Linked DNA regions of Homo sapiens: region 1 is linked to region 2. The links are chromatin loops, found by intact Hi-C in ENCODE. Cell type or tissue: GM12878. All regions are shown on one strand.

What was found. Peaks named below come from ENCODE experiments on the same cell type or tissue, not always from the same donor. Only the 100,000 strongest peaks of a DNase experiment are listed, where the experiment ranks them.
Region 1: a loop joins it to region 2, with 4 times the contacts of the local background. A loop is called at or near these places in 4 of 110 quality-filtered maps.

The regions. Positions count from the first base shown.
Region 1 is chr4:185,596,793-185,599,292 of GRCh38, reverse strand. The region is part of intron 24 of SORBS2 (sorbin and SH3 domain containing 2); the gene reads left to right. Among named protein-coding and RNA genes, the nearest start is that of SORBS2-AS1, 10 kb to the right of the region's middle. In GM12878, a CTCF peak has its summit at 1,515 (motif pointing right); a DNase peak (open chromatin) is centred at 1,532.
Region 2 is chr4:185,303,780-185,306,279 of GRCh38, reverse strand. All of the region lies in intron 6 of SNX25 (sorting nexin 25), which reads right to left. Among named protein-coding and RNA genes, the nearest start is that of LRP2BP, 91 kb to the left of the region's middle. RefSeq lists a silencer at 1-85 and enhancers at 1-109, 195-254, 1,290-1,479, 2,368-2,467. In GM12878, a CTCF peak has its summit at 1,103 (motif pointing right); a DNase peak (open chromatin) is centred at 1,129; H3K27ac peaks cover 2,419 bases.

The DNA.
Region 1 (2,500 bases), 290 kb before region 2:
CTGGACATAAGTCAGGATTCCTTTCCTCATTTCTGTTTTAATGGACCCGGATTCAACCTTGACTGGCCTATCGCATGGCCGTGCTTCTGCATTTCAAGAAGTTCTCAAGGGCTTGATTTCACAGAAGTCTTCATTTTTTATTTCTAAAGAAAAGTCGATATTATTCTGCATTCATGCCACTTTGTGCTTTTTGCATTGCATAGGAAGACCTCATTTTGTTGCTGAGGCAGAGCTTTGTGTTGCCATAGAGACAGAAATGCCAATTTGTAGAGACTCTTAGACTCCCCCGAATGGCCTTCCAGAGCCAAAGCAAAACATAAGCTTCTTTTGCAGTGAAAAGGACCCATCTATAACCCTCCTGTGGGTCCACGAGATGGTATGCTTGTGTTCCCCTTAAGGTTTTTTTTTTATTTTTTGCCTGATTTTTACATTATGTATTTGTATGTCAGATTACACGTGTGTTTGTGTGAACCATAAATATTCTATTTTTTTAGATTTATGCAAAGTTGTGTTTTACCTTCATAATTTAAGAAGGAAAAATAAGCCTCTAGAAACATAAACGTGGTATTATTAGGAGAATTTCATCGAATTCTGGTGGGCAAATATGACAACTAATATTTTATAAAAAAAGATAAAAACACTTTAGCACTGCTTATATTGCTTTCAGAGATTTTTTTGCATTAGTGTTTAAAGTAACAGTCAATCCTTCTTTAAGAATTATTTGATACTAAATATAGCTAATCCTCCAGAGATAACTGCAGAAGCTTTGATAAATTAGACGGCTTTTCAACAGACTGTAGCTCACTAAGATCGGAAAGTATATATTTTACTGATGTTACAGACTCCATGATGTTTCAAACCAGCTTCCTTATGAACAGCAACTTGTGATTGGTTCTGGCTTTGGAAATTAGCATGTGTTTAAAACTTGTCTCTTTTGTATCCGTTTTTGACAACATTAAAAAATAGCTACAGAAAAATACTTACATAGTCAGGGCTACAGAAAAAAATACATATTTAGGATACGATGAAAACCGCAGCATGCTTCACTGGATTTTTCTCTTGTTCTACTCTTAAGATTCATCAAGGAAATATAAGCATAATATAATTCTTGTTCAAAATGCCCAGCACAGTGATTGTAATGTGTCAGTTGAAAGCCATCTTTCTAGGTTCAGCTCATGTAAGCCTCTCTGAATGTCACAAGTGTATATTGTTCTATATTTATCTTAAAACTGCTAAGAAGTTAGGGGAAATGGAAATGCCTGCACAGATAGTCAAAATAGAAATGGACACGGACCAAAAATGCTGGTGGCTTTACAAGGGATGCTTTCTCAAAAATTTAAAACGTGGGGAGGGAAGAACATGGTTAGGAAAACAGATGACTGTCTATTCCACATCACTCTGCGGCCTTTAAAATAGGCTTTTAAAATTTTTCCAGCCTTGGGAACTTGGATAAAAAGGGGCAGATAAAGCAGAAACAACTCTCAGCTTGTTGCTGCCATTGCTCACCACTAGGTGGCGACAGAGTGCAGCTGCATTACAAATCTCTGCTTAAGCGACTTGCCATTTGAGTTACATCACCAAGGGGAAAGGGCGAAAGACAGTCTCCCCAGATAATCTATTTACATCACCTTATAGGACATTTGCACCTACCTCAGCGTCAAAATTAAGATGCTGATTTTAGCCAAGGTAGGCCAAGTAGTCCATCATAGTAATCTTTCATGCAATAGCGTGCACATCGAAATTACCATTTTGTTTCTTTTTCTGTTTGTTTTTTACCTATTTGTCGTATTAAGAAATTATCCAGTATCTTTGGGTTTTGGTTTACCATTCTGCAAAATGGAGTTGAATTGTAACCATTATTTTTTTTTACGTGACCGAGACACATGAGAATTAACCAATCAATGTCAGTGTCCCAGCTCTCTGTGTAAAACTGATGACGGACACCTTTACACAGCAGAGGAAATACATCTGTGGAAATGTGTATCCTTCATGGAATCCCTGAGGGGACCCGATTAACCCTCATCTTGTCCAACTCATTGATTTCAGAGATAGGGAAGCTGAGGCATCCCCAAGGTTATATGGTGCTTAACGCCCAAAACAGAAAGACGCAGATGAGCCGTCTTAGATAACTGTTCTTGCTACTCATTCCCTACTAGTCAAATGCCTTTAAAATAAACTATTTCAAGTACTGTAATTAGTCAGCTTTCCTCAAAACTGTCTCCTAGTTATCCACATTAACATGGAGGTGATTCTTGTTAAAGGTAAGCTTTGAAAAGTTCTAAAACTCGCCATTATAAGACACACACAACTTCTCTGCTACGAAAAGTCTTGATTGATTCTGGCCTCAGGATGTGAACAGTATAGAAAACTGATGATTTGTGTGTAAAAAGAGGGGCAGGGTTTGAAAGATATGAAGGAAGGGAAAAGAGAAATTGGGAAACAGGTAAAAGCAAGGACGGGGGCCGGGCGCAGTGACTCACGCCTGTAATCCCAGCACTTT
Region 2 (2,500 bases):
GAAAGCGAATGCCACATTCAGAGCTAAATGACTAACGTGGAGCTCATGCATCCCATGCTGCTGGCATGCAAAAATCCTTGTAAATCCAGTGATGCAGATGAATACATTTCTTTGTGGCCTTAAAACCCATTCATCCAAGAAATATTCACATCAAGAAAAGTATAGGCGAGTGGGTGTGTGACAACACCCCGTGACCCAGCTCATGCCAGAGTTATGTGGCTGTTTCTCTATAGAGTGTTAAGTAGTAACACTGTGCATTGTTAGAAACTGGGTTAATCACACAACATTTAATCTAGCTTTAAAAAGAAGTGGCCAGTGAAACACCGGATGGCAGTGTGTCTTTAAACTGGTGCCAAGATGAACACACACATGATGTTAGGTTAGTGCAAAAGTAATCACGGGTTTCGCCATTACTTTTAATGGCAAAAAAAGTGATTACTTTCGCACTAACCTATAATATTCCAAAGCAATTAGTTCAAATATTTACTGTTTTTCCGTCTAGATAGTCTAGGTTCTACTGAGATCAGAGCAAAAGGAAATGGGTGAATTTGGGTTCATTTGGTGAAAAAGACATTTATATTAGACATTAGGTAAACCCTTTTGGCTACAAAGACATTACAACAGACTTACGAATAACATCACAGAAATGCTTTTCGCTATAAATCCCCTGCCCATGATATAATTCTTCCTTAAGCAAGTGAAGTGGCTTGCAGTAAAACAAAAACAGCAACATCTAACGACAACTGTTAGATGCTATTTCTAATGAGGCAGCAGAGAGCAAAGTAACTTAAAGTGCAAACTCATGACTCCAGAAATAGTACAACTGGATTAAAATGGCACCACTGTGCTTTTCAGGTATAAAAAAAGAAAAACACCAACAGTAGAATATTTTCCTTCCCTCATAACATGCTATCATGTTCCAGGGCATATCATAATGGCAGCATCCTCAGCAGACTCACTGAGGGATTTAATGGATAATACAGGGCAGGGTTTCTCAACCTCAGCACTACTGACATTTTGGACAGGGTAGTTCTCAGCTGTGGGGGGCTGTCCTGTGTACTGCAGGATGTTTAGCAGCATGCCTAGCCTCTACCACTAGATGCCAGTAGCATCCCTTCCCCCAAAGACGACAACCAAAAATGTCTCCAGACTATTGTCACATGTCCCCTGGGGAGCAAAACTGCCACCTCCTACCCTCCACCTGGCCCCACTTAGCAGTGCTGATACAGAGGTACAACCTGCTCCTCTAACAAGAAGGTTAGAGCAAACAGAGGACAAGGCCGCACCCTCCTTCCCCTTCCCTCACTCCTCAACATGGGCTCTCTTCTCTCCTCTGCCCAGGATGCTCAGGTCTTCTCGTGAAATGCAGGCAATCGACATATGGAATAGAGACTTCCTCCCTAGAAAATGCTGGTTCTCCAATCAACTGTATGTGCACTGACAGACTAACCAGCTGTTGAATCTTTCTTGTATATTCAAATAAAAGTTTTAGGCTGGATGTGGTGGCTCATGCCTGTAATACCAGCACTGTGCAGGGCTGAAGTGGGAGGATGGCTTGAGGCCAGGAGTTTAAAACCAGCTTGGGCAACACAGCAAGACTCTGTCTCTATAAAAAAAAATTTAGGCCCGGTGTGGTGGCTCACGCCTGTAATTCCAGCACTTTGGGAGGCTGGGGCAGGCAGATCACATGAGGCTGGGAGTTGGAGACCAGTCTGATCAACATGGAGAAACCCCTTCTCTACTAAAAACACTAAATTAGCCGGGCATGGTGGCGCATGCCTGTAATCCCAGCTACTCGAGAGGCTGAGCCAGGGGAATTGCTTGAACCCAGGAGGTGGAGGTTGAGGTGAGCCGAGATGCGCCATTTCACTCCAGTCTGGGCAACAAGAGCAAAACTCCATCTCAAAAAAACAAAATAAGTTTAAAAATTAGCCAGGCGTGGTGGCATGCACCTGTAGTCCTAGCTACTCAGGAGGCTGAGGCAGAAGGATCACTTGAGCCCAGCAGGTCGAGGCTGCAGTGAGCCGTGATCACTAAAGCCAGGAGTTTGAGGTTACAGTGAGCTATGATCACGTCTCTATGTTCCAGCCTGGGTGACAGAGTGAGAACATGTCTCTAAAATATAAATAAGTAAACAGAAGTTTTACTAAATCCTCTTGATGGAAGGGTTCAAGAAACAGGTATATATTTACTTAGGGACTAGTCAAGATTTGAAGTGAGAAATGGTACTTGACCTCTTAACACAAAGCTGGCAGCAATTCTCAGTAGTTACCAATCATCACAGACTTCTTCAAAATTATCTAGAAATCACCTCAACAGTTGCTAAGGAACTCAAAAAAATATTTGCCTTACTTTTCAACCTGAGGCTGGTATGTCCTTTTTTGAAAAGAACAAATGGGCTTCTCTTACCACTCTAAACACCTGAGATTTCATAGTCTAACGTGTCACTCCACTTCAGTGGAGAGTATATTTGAGGAATAGCAGAAATCGTACAGGAGTT